2 separate regions of the Homo sapiens genome follow, and region 2 is linked to region 1. The links are chromatin loops, found by intact Hi-C in ENCODE. Cell type or tissue: PC-9. All regions are shown on one strand. Each heading gives the region's core, and the rest is flanking DNA. Links, peaks and the distances in the headings are about the cores only. Region 1 overlaps C1orf159 (chromosome 1 open reading frame 159). Region 2 overlaps LOC124903820 (a long non-coding RNA gene).

What was found. A loop is a pair of places that touch in the nucleus more often than their neighbours do. Peaks named below come from ENCODE experiments on the same cell type or tissue, not always from the same donor. Only the 100,000 strongest peaks of a DNase experiment are listed, where the experiment ranks them.
Region 2: a loop joins it to region 1, with 9 times the contacts of the local background. A loop is called at or near these places in 2 of 110 quality-filtered maps.

Annotation. Positions count from the first base shown.
Region 1 is chr1:1,076,875-1,082,230 of GRCh38, forward strand. It overlaps C1orf159 (chromosome 1 open reading frame 159), which reads right to left. Exons shown (of 10, transcript NM_017891.5): 10 at 4,949-5,356. Among named protein-coding and RNA genes, the nearest start is that of RNF223, 5.2 kb to the left of the region's middle. RefSeq lists silencers at 3,178-3,257, 3,318-3,417, 5,047-5,226 and enhancers at 3,625-4,327, 4,328-5,029. In PC-9, for the core only: no CTCF peak of the experiment used is centred there; DNase peaks (open chromatin) are centred at 2,827 and 3,407; H3K4me3 peaks cover 1,021 bases; H3K27ac peaks cover 1,687 bases.
Region 2 is chr1:1,155,222-1,160,577 of GRCh38, forward strand. LOC124903820 (a long non-coding RNA gene) reads left to right here. Exons shown (of 3, transcript XR_007065351.1): 2 at 3,261-3,463; 3 at 5,268-5,356. Among named protein-coding and RNA genes, the nearest start is that of MIR200BHG, 5.0 kb to the right of the region's middle. RefSeq lists silencers at 2,612-2,851, 2,922-3,101 and an enhancer at 3,452-3,521. In PC-9, for the core only: no CTCF peak of the experiment used is centred there; DNase peaks (open chromatin) are centred at 2,360 and 3,120; H3K4me3 peaks cover 1,416 bases; H3K27ac peaks cover 1,694 bases.

The DNA.
Region 1 (5,356 bases), core at 158-5,157:
CCGTGGGGGGAGGCTGAGGCTACGGGGACTCCGTGGGGGGAGGCTGAGGCTACGGGGACTCCGTGGGGGGAGGCTGAGGCTACGGGGACTCCGTGGGGGGAGGCTGAGGCTACGGGGACTCCGTGGGGGGAGGCTGAGGCTACGGGGACTCCGTGGGGGGAGGCTGAGGCTACGGGGACTCCGTGGGGGGAGGCTGAGGCTACGGGGACTCCGTGCCGGGAGGCTGAGGCTACGGGGACTCCGTGCGGGGAGGCTGAGTCTACGGGGACTCCGTGAGGGGTGGCTGAGTCTATGGGGACTCCGTGCGGGGAGGCTGAGTCTATGGGGACTCCGTGCGGGGTGGCTGAGGCTATGGGGACTCCGTGCCGGGAGGCTGAGGCTATGGGGACTCCGTGCCGGGAGGCTGAGTCTATGGGGACTCCGTGCCGGGAGGCTGAGTCTATGGGGACTCTGTGCCGGGAGGCTGAGGCTACGGGGACTCCGTGCCGGGAGGCTGAGGCTACGGGGACTCCGTGGGGGGAGGCTGAGGCTACGGGGACTCCGTGGGGGGAGGCTGAGGCTACGGGGACTCCGTGGGGGGAGGCTGAGGCTATGGGGACTCCGTGGGGGGAGGCTGAGGCTATGGGGACTCCGTGGGGGGAGGCTGAGTCTATGGGGACTCCGTGCCGAGAGGCTGAGTCTATGGGGACTCCGTGCCGGGAGGCTGAGTCTATGGGGACTCCGTGCCGGGAGGCTGAGTCTATGGGGACTCCGTTGGGGGAGGCTGAGGCTATGGGGACTCCGTTGGGGGAGGCTGAGGCTATGGGGACTCCGTTGGGGGAGGCTGAGGCTATGGGGACTCCGTGCGGGGAGGCTGAGGCTACGGGGACTCCGTGGGGGGAGGCTGAGGCTACGGGGACTCCGTGGGGGGAGGCTGAGGCTACGGGGACTCCGTGGGGGGAGGCTGAGGCTACGGGGACTCCGTGCGGGGAGGCTGAGGCTACGGGGACTCCGTTGGGGGAGGCTGAGGCTACGGGGACTCCGTGGGGGGAGGCTGAGGCTACGGGGACTCCGTGGGGGGAGGCTGAGGCTACGGGGACTCCGTGGGGGGAGGCTGAGGCTACGGGGACTCCGTGGGGGGAGGCTGAGGCTATGGGGACTCCGTGCCGGGAGGCTGAGTCTATGGGGACTCCGTTGGGGGAGGCTGAGGCTATGGGGACTCCGTTGGGGGAGGCTGAGGCTATGGGGACTCCGTGCGGGGAGGCTGAGGCTATGGGGACTCCGTGGGGGGACGCTGAGGCTATGGGGACTCCGTGGGGGGAGGCTGAGGCTATGGGGACTCCGTGGGGGGAGGCTGAGGCTATGGGGACTCCGTGGGGGGAGGCTGAGGCTATGGGGACTCCGTGGGGGGAGGCTGCGTCTATGGGGACTCCGTGAGGGGTGGCTGAGGCTATGGGGACTCCGTGGGGGGAGGCTGAGGCTATGGGGACTCCGTGGGGGGAGGCTGAGGCTATGGGGACTCCGTGGGGGGAGGCTGAGGCTATGGGGACTCCGTGGGGGGAGGCTGAGGCTATGGGGACTCCGTGGGGGGAGGCTGAGGCTATGGGGACTCCGTGGGGGGAGGCTGAGGCTATGGGGACTCCGTGGGGGGAGGCTGAGGCTATGGGGACTCCGTGGGGGGAGGCTGAGGCTATGGGGACTCCGTGGGGGGAGGCTGAGGCTATGGGGACTCCGTGGGGGGAGGCTGAGGCTATGGGGACTCCGTGGGGGGAGGCTGAGGCTATGGGGACTCCGTGGGGGGAGGCTGAGGCTATGGGGACTCCGTGCCGGGAGGCTGAGGCTATGGGGACTCCGTGGGGGGAGGCTGAGGCTATGGGGACTCCGTGGGGGGAGGCTGAGGCTATGGGCACTCCGTGGGGGGAGGCTGAGGCTATGGGGACTCCGTGGGGGGAGGCTGAGGCTATGGGGACTCCGTGAGGGGTGGCTGAGGCTATGGGGACTCCGTGCCGGGAGGCTGAGGCTATGGGGACTCCGTGGGGGGAGGCTGAGGCTATGGGGACTCCGTGCGGGGAGGCTGAGGCTATGGGGACTCCGTGCGGGGTGGCTGAGGCTATGGGGACTCCGTGGGGGGAGGCTGAGGCTATGGGGACTCCGTGCGGGGAGGCTGAGGCTATGGGGACTCCGTGGGGGGAGGCTGAGGCTATGGGGACTCCGTGGGGGGAGGCTGAGGCTATGGGGACTCCGTGGGGGGAGGCTGAGGCTATGGGGACTCCGTGCCGGGAGGCTGAGGCTATGGGGACTCCGTGCCGGGAGGCTGAGGCTATGGGGACTCCGTGGGGGGAGGCTGAGGCTATGGGGACTCCGTGGGGGGTGGCTGAGGCTATGGGGACTCCGTGGGGGGAGGCTGAGGCTATGGGGACTCCGTGGGGGGTGGCTGAGGCTATGGGGACTCCGTGGGGGGAGGCTGAGGCTATGGGGACTCCGTGCCGGGAGGCTGAGGCTATGGGGACTCCGTGGGGGGAGGCTGAGGCTATGGGGACTCCGTGGGGGGAGGCTGAGGCTATGGGGACTCTGTGCAGGGCCGCTGTGAGGCCCTGAAAGCACTCGTCGGAGGCTCCTGCTTCCTGAGGTCCGTGACTCGGGTCACATGCCGCCTCCAGGAAGCACCCTGGCCCCTGCAGCTCTGGGAACGTCCTCCCGACAGCTCCTGGGAATATCCTGGCACTGAGGTCACTCTGGGCTCCCGGCTGACACTCGTGCCGGAGGCAAAGGTGAGGAAAGGCCGGAGGAATGTGTGGTCTCGGCGCCAGGCCAGGCCTCCCTGTGCAGGAGAGGAGCCAGCAGCTCCCCTTCTCTCAGCTCAGACGGTCTCTCAGGGCTCTCGGGAGGCTCAGAGCAGCTTGGCTGGCAGATTCCAGGGCAGGGGGTGGGCCCGCCTGGTCCCCTCCGTCGCAGCCAGTGGGCGGGAGGCTGGGCTGGTGAGCGTGTGGGCGTGTGTGAGCACACGTGCCCATGCTTGAGACATGGATGCTGGTGTGAGCACCTGACCCCTCACCTCCTTCACTCGGTCTCCTCACGCCCTCTCAGGGACTCCTTCCCCTCCAGGCCTCGGTTACGGGTCACACCTGGCACTGCCAGGCCTGGGGACGTGGTGCGGCCGGTGCGGGGAGGGGCCTTCCAGGCTGCTGTGGGGCCCCCGGCCTCGCCCCACCCCGCCCCGCCCCGTGCTGGGCCATTGCCTCAAATGCAGCGGCTCTGTTGGCCGTGGGACTGGAATTCTTTCCCAAGGGCCCAGATGTGCAGAGGGGAGGCCGGTGCGGGGGAGCAGGGCTCCGGGACGTGCACTTGGGTCTAGCTTTGCCCCTGACGTGCTGGGGCCGCCCCTAGGCCCAGCTCAGTGTGTCCCTCCTGTGCCCAGTGAGGAGGGCGTGCCCCTCGCTGCCACAGGTCCTGGCTGACCACGTGCTGCCCAAGGGCCAATCGCGAGTGCGCAGGTGGGGGACGTGGGGAGCCAGCTGAGGGGGATATGTGGAGGTGTCAGGATGACCCTGGGTTTTTGGTTTGGGCCACTGGGTGGGAGGAGGAGGAGGGGACCCAGAATTGAGAGATGGGGCCTGGGGGGCTGCTCAGAGGGTGGGCTGGGAGGTGCCTGTCTGTGTCTGGCCTGGCCTCCAGACCCTGCCTGGCTGGACCTGCTGTTCGTGCCTGTTTCCGATTTTATCCTCCAAACCAGACGCCCAGCCTGGTGCAAATGCAGGAGTGGAGTTTCCAGGGGGATGTGGACTCCTTCCCTCCACCCCCACCTCGGTCCCTGTCTCCTTCCCTCCGCCCCCACCTCGGTCCCTGTCTCCTTCCCTCCGCCCCCACCTCGGTCCCTGTCTCCTTCCCTCCGCCCCCACCTCGGTCCCTGTCTCCTTCCCTCCGCCCCCACCTCGGTCCCTGTCTCCTTCCCTCCGCCCCCACCTCGGTCCCTGTCTCCTTCCCTCCGCCCCCACCTCGGTCCCTGTCTCCTTCCCTCCGCCCCCACCTCGGTCCCTGTCTCCTTCCCTCCGCCCCCACCTCGGTCCCTGTCTCCTTCCCTCCGCCCCCACCTCGGTCCCTGTCTCCTTCCCTCCGCCCCCACCTCGGTCCCTGTCTCCTTCCCTCTGCTCCCATCTCGGTCCCTGTCTCCTTCCCCACAGGAGGAGTCTGGGGGCTCCCGCGTCACAGGGGCGTGGCCCAGGGCATCAGGTGGGGCGGTGGGTACTGGGCTCAGAGTGGCCTTGGGCTGTCCAGTCCCTCCCTTTCTCCCCAGGACCAGTGACCCTCCCAGCCCCAGGACACTTCTTGGGCCAGGGCCCAGGGCAGAGCCAATGCTCCCCCAGATACTCCCTGGCTGCAAACCTCAGGCTGGGGGTTTTTGGGGACAGGGATGCAGGTGTCTAAGGACACGACCCTCCAGGCAGTGGACGTTTCTGCCTGGGTGGAGGGCACGGTTACGAGAGCAGGGCCCGCGCTCTGGCATCCTGGTGCCCGGGCCCTCTGCCCTCAAGGCCTGTCCTGCCCCAGCTCAGCCCTCTCTGGCCAGGCCCATCACTGTCAGCAAACACCCCCACACTGCTGCCCCCCCAGATGGCCATGGCAGCCCTCCCGGGGCCCGTGTCTGCAGCCCCCACGCAGCCCGGCCGGCCGATGGAAACGCACACCCACACTCTGTCCCACCTCACTCCGAGCTGGGGGTTCGGGGACCACAGGTCCCACCTGCACAGGTTGCATCTGGGGAATGGGCCTGTGGCAGAAAATGTGCGGCGCGGGGCGGGGGGTCCCAACCAGGCAGCCCCAACCTGGACTCTCCTCCACCCCCGTCCCACCTCCTTGCCCCCAGCACACGGTGGCGGAGTGCGTGGGGCCAGCCTGGCGGGGGCTTTGCTCCCCGACCTGCACTTAGAGAACAGAGCATCCTACGGGAGAGAGCAGCTCGGAACGCAGCTTGAGTAATGCCGACTTTATATCAGCACACCCAGTGCCCCCACGTTCCCGCTGGCCCAGGTCCCGGAGACCATGATGGCACCCACAGTGGACTTCGCAAAGGAGCGTGGGGACCCCGAAGGCCAGGCCACCCCTCAGAGGGGGGTCCCATGCTAAAGCAGACGGTGCCGGTGCCGCAGGGCGTCTGAGACCCACGGTGGAGCCCGGGCCTGGCGTGCGGGAGGCGGCCACGACGGCGCCTTTCTCCCAGGAACTCCGGGAGGGACCCCAGGACTCAGCGCCAGGGCAGCCTTGGCAGGTGCAGTGAGGCAGTGACTTGTGGGGGTTAGATGTGGGCCTGCCCCACGTGGGCAGGGATCAGCCAGGCATGGGGGTCCAGCGGATCCGAGCGGGGCCACAGAGCTCTGGA
Region 2 (5,356 bases), core at 228-5,227, 78 kb after region 1:
TCCATTGAGTTTTAAATTGTGGTTATATTTTCATTTCTAAAAGCTCATTGTCTTTTTAAATCTACTACATAATTTTTATAAGCTAAAGTTCTCTGCAAATATAAAACGTCTTTTTTTGTTTTCAACACACTGATTTTAGTGTTTTTTGGTCTGTGTCTGATAATCCAATATCTCAGGCCCCTGTGGGGCTTGCTGGTGTCTGATTCCATCCGTTCTTGCTTATATCATATCTTTGCGAGACTGGTTATCTTCGACGGCGTGCTGGTCATTGTACTTGAACAAGTATCTGTAGGACGATTTGATGCCTCGAGCAAAGGCACTGCCCCATTCGGCTTTCCTCTGCCAGACACCTGGGACAATACTGCCTGGGCCTGAGTGGCCTTTGGAAGACCACTGTGGAAGTGACTTGAACTGGGGCTGCGAGGATGGAGTCACTTCACTTCGTCCTCACTTTGGGAGTGGAGCCCTTTGGGACTCCCAGGTTTTGTGGGGAGGGTCTCCTGGTGGATGATTTCCACATTGGAACAAAAGTTCACATCTGCTGACCCCCGAGGAACGTGGCAGAGTGCTCTAGGCAATATTTTATCCATGGCTTTGGCTTAGTGAGTTCTTACCAGCTCCTTGGCTCTTCGAAGCTTTAATCGGATGGTTGAACATTTCAGTACTTTTCAGCCAGCAGGTGGATCTGAGAACCTCCGCCAGCACGCCTGCAAACAGGCCACCCCTGTGGGCACTGGCCATGTCTCCTGCCTGGGGCACTCTCTCCCTTTGGCCTTCAGGACCCCACACTCTTCCCATCCAGGAGTCCTGGGATTCCTCAGGGCACCGCCAACCTGACCACAGCCTCCGTTCCCTCGTCATCAGGCGAAGCCAGTGCACTTCCACCCAGGCTCTGCCGGGCGCCGTAACCAGCATGGAGTCCCCACTCGGGAAACTCCCACTCAAACTACACCTGCTCAGCTGGAATCTGCAGGAAATCTGTGCCGACGACACCAGGGAAGAGTGTGCACATTCTTCCCAGCCTCCAGACGCCTTGTCCCCATCTCCATCCACCCCCTCCATTTCCCCGGCACCAGCACCCCAGCCCGCTGGTTCCCAGGAATGCCTGTGCTCCGGTGGCTGAGTGGGCTGAGCCTCAGAGGCACGTGGTGACCGGCTGCCCACAGGCTGGGCTGGGAGGCCATAGGGTCACCTCTGGATTTGAGCCTCAGAGGCACGTGGTGACCGGCTGCCCACAGGCTGGGCTGGGAGGCCGTAGGGTCACCCCTGGATTTGGCGCCCTAGAGGCCTCTGGGGACGAGGGTGGCTGTGGAGGACTGGGGCAGATCTCAATGAATAACTGAGAAGAAAACAAAGGGACAGGCTGCAGATCAGGCTCCCGGGAGAGGGCTGTGTCTCAGACCACGGGCAAAGCTTCCAGACTTTTGGTTAACGCCTTTCTGAGAATTCAGTAGAGGCCGTGGCTAAGCCTCACAGCTATCAGGGATACAGCCCTGGGGGAGGACATGGGAGCTTCAGGGCCTCAGGTGGAGGTGGGTCCGGTCAGGGTGAGCCAGGCTGAGGAGGCTGTGCTGACCCACAGGCCCCAGCTGGACACGGGCAGGTCCCAGAGCTTGGTTCAGGGCAAGAAGGTGGGGGGAAGGTGGGCCAGCACTTGCTTAGGGGGGCGGGGGGAGGTCCCGGGCACTGGGCTGGTCCGCCCTGTGGCAACCCTCTGTGGGCAGACCCAAGGTCGCACAGCAGGACCAGGACCCAGGACCTCGGGCTGGGGACAGAGTGACCTTCTGGCTTGAACCGTGGTGCCCTGAGCTTGCAGTGGCCAACAGGTGCCTGGGGTCTTGGGTCAGGTGGGAGGAGCCGGGACAAAGTGGGAGAAAAGGTAGCTAGCTGGAAGAGGGTGCAGGAGGCCCCCCGCTCTGTGCAGCATTAAATCATGGTGGGGTCACCTGCCTTGTCTGGCAGCATGGTAGAAGGGCATGGCCTGGGCGGGGAGCACTGGGCCCTGGAATCAAGGTCCAGAGGCAAAGGCAGCAGGTGGATCCAGCGAGCCCTAGGGACTGCAGCCCCGCCCCCAGCCCACCCATCCCGCCCCCAGCCCACCCATCCCATCCCCGCCCACCCATCCCATCCCCGCCATCCCCGCCATCCCCGCCATCCCCGCCATCCCCGCCATCCCCGCCATCCCCGCCATCCCCGCCATCCCCGCCCCCAGCTCCGCCCCAGCCCAGCCCCTCCATCCCCGCCCCGCCCGCAGCCCCGCCCCAGCCCTGCCTCCCATCGGCCTGGAGGCTCCCTGGCCTTCCTGCCGGGGTGGAAACGGGTGTCTGCTACCGGGGTTCGTGTGGAGCAGGAAGGGGGAAGGCGACGAGGTGGAAAAGACCGCTGGGCGCCCCGAGGAGGCGGAGCTGCTGGGAGGGGCCTCCCTCCGCCCGATCCTGTTTAATCTCAAACTCTAGGCCCTGGGGACGCGCCACCCTTCCCGCCGAGGAGACTGGGTTTTCCTCCCAGGGTTCTCCAAGCAAAGCCTGTCTGTGTTCCAGGCTGGTGCTGACTAGAGGAGGCAAAGCCAAAATTAGCCCCAGGCCCTCCCTCAAGTAGTGAAGGGGCCACCGGGCCTCCCCTCAACCCGTAGGGGGTCACGGGCCCCGCCCCGCTCCCGGTCAAGACCCTGACATTGCGGAGGGTCAGGAGGGGGGAGCGAGGATCCGGGGCCTGGCACCCTGGGTGGGGCACCGTCCCCAGGGAGGGTTGGGCAGGCGCCCCCAGCCTCCAGCCATCCCGCCCGCTGTGGGCGCCCCGGTGGCCGAGGAGCCAGGAGCGGCTCCCGGGGCTGTGCGCGGAGAACCCGGAAGAAGCGGAGGAGCCCCGGGCGGCGCTGAGCTGTGTCCCTGCCTGAGGGGGGCCCCAGCCCTGAGCCCGCAGCTCCAGAGGCTCCTGGGCCCTCCCCTTCTTCCCAGCACCGTCCCAGGGGGAAGGTAGCCCCCGGCGCAGGCGGGACCCTCGGCAGTCTGGCCCAAGAAACGGGGACCCTGTGGCTTCCTGTGTCTGGTGCCATCAGGAAGTAGCCCCGAGCCAGAGCACAAAGGGCCTTTGTCCTGCCTGCCCCGCCCAGCGAGACCTCGGGCCCAGCCAGGGCTGGGGGCTGGGGGCTGGGTACCCTCTGGCCGGCTCTGCCACCAGCCGCCAGCCTGGTCCCCGGAGAGCCACACCCCCTCCCCTCCACGGTCCCCACCCGGCTGCCATGACAATGTCCTACCCAGCAGGAGGACCAGGCCGGAACCTTTGGCAGCCACCAGTTCCTGGAGATTCCGACACCAAGTGCAGCCACTGTGCGGGGCCGGGTGTGGAGTGGCCCCACACCGACCAGCTCACGCCAGCTGGCAGAGCCACTGGGCCCCCTCCGTGGAGGAGGAGAGAGGCCTCGGGCGCCACGCGCTGTGCCCCAGGGCCACTCACTTCCTTGGTAGGTGGGGGATGCCGGCCTGGGCCTCCCGAGACTTGAGCCCTGCCCCTGCCCTTGCCCCCAGAGAGACCTGTGCCAGCGAGCGTCCCAGGCCTCCCCTCCCTGAGCCTTGCACCCGGGCGGTGCGGGGGCCCTGCTGCACCCCAGAGCGGGCATCAGCCCTCAGCCACTCCGTTAGCAATCCTCCCCCCAGCTCAGGGCCTCAGAACTGGCCATCCACGGAGCTCAGAGGCACCCGAGGGCCCTGGGGCCTGGGTAGGGACTGGCCAGCTCGGGGTCCTCCAGCAGCCATACCCAGGTTCATCCAGGATGAAAGCAGGGCAGTGGGAACCACGTGATTGGTTTAAAAGCAGGTGAGGGGCCGGGCATGGTGGCTCATGCCTGTAATCCTGGCACTTTTGGAGGCCAAGGCAGGCGGATCACCCGAGGTCAGGAGTTTGAGACTAGCCTGGCCAACACGGCAAAACCCCTGTCTCTACTAAAAATACAAAAATTAGCTGGGCATGGTAGTGCACACCTGTAGTCCCAGCTACTCTGATGGCTGAGACAGGAGAATCACTTGAACCCGGGAGGTGGTGGCTGCAGTGAGCCGAGATCGCACCACTGCACTCCAGCCTGGGCAACAGAGCCAGACTCCATTTAAAAAAAGAAAAGCAGGTGAGGACGTGTGAGCAAGTCTGGGCCATGCTGCCAAGCTCCCGCTTCTCCGAGCAGCTCCACACAAGGAGCAGAGGCAGCTCCAGTTCCACAGCCAGACACAGTCATTTTCCCTCTACTCAGGAATTAGGCAGGATGGTGTGGGGCCTGAGTGTCACCATGAAGCCGGGAAGCAGGTGTTCAGCCAGACGCAAATATTCCTCCTCAAAGCCAGGGGAGCGGCCACAGTGGATTTTATTATGGGGCGACGGGGGCACGCCCAGTGCCCCGCCACTCTCCATGTCCACAGCAGCGAGGGTGGAGGGCCCTGTGCTGTGCAGGGCAGAGCTCGGCTGCACCTGGGCCAGGACACAGCTGCCCAGGTGGGAGGAACCGTGGACGGGGCTGGGGCCTTCCTCGTCCCAGGGCTGGTGAGCTGCTCGCTCACTGTTTCTCAGTTCCAGGTAGACACAGTTTATAATTCTGCAGAAAACTCTGGGGCCTTTTGCCTTTGTGTTTTCTTTTTTGAGACAGGGTCTGACTCTGTGGCCCAGGCTGGAGTGCGGTGGTGCGATCACGGTTCACCGAAGCCTCCACCTCCCAGGCTCAGCAATCCTCCCACAGGTGGGCCCACAGGTGTGCACCACCACAGCCAGCTAAGTTTTAAATTTTTTGTAGAGACGGGGTCTCACCATGTTGCCCAGGCTGGTCTCAAACTCCTGGGCTCAGTTGATCCGCCCGCCTCGGCCTCCCAAAGTGCTGGGATTACAGGCGTGAGCCACCGCACCCGGATGGTGTTTTACCACTGAGGTCAGAGGGCAGACGTTGCTCCAAGCGTTTCGTCTGCGGGTGGAGCTTTGGAACTGATGGAGAAGGCAGAGTCCTGACCAGGGGCCGCCATCAGAGCGCAGGGACGGTCGGGGGGGATGCGCAGGGAGGAGGGAAGGGAAGGAAGGAGGTGCCAAGCCCTCCGCTCAGTGGAGGTCAGTGGAGGTTTGCTTCCTGCTCACACTGGGCCTGATTGGGTCGGAGGGCACGCGGGGGCCGCTGTCTGTCCTCCGTGGGGCCTTGGCTTGTGTCCAAGGGAGGGAGACAGTAGAGGGACCCACGGCTCTGTGAGGCGTTCCCTGGCATGACCTCACCTGTGTGCTCTCTCTCCCTGTCTCAGTCAGAGCTGAACCCAGGCTCCTGTGGACCAAGAGGGGGTCCAGGAAGAACTGCTCCTGGGACCCGGACAGAGCGGAGGCCGTGTGCACG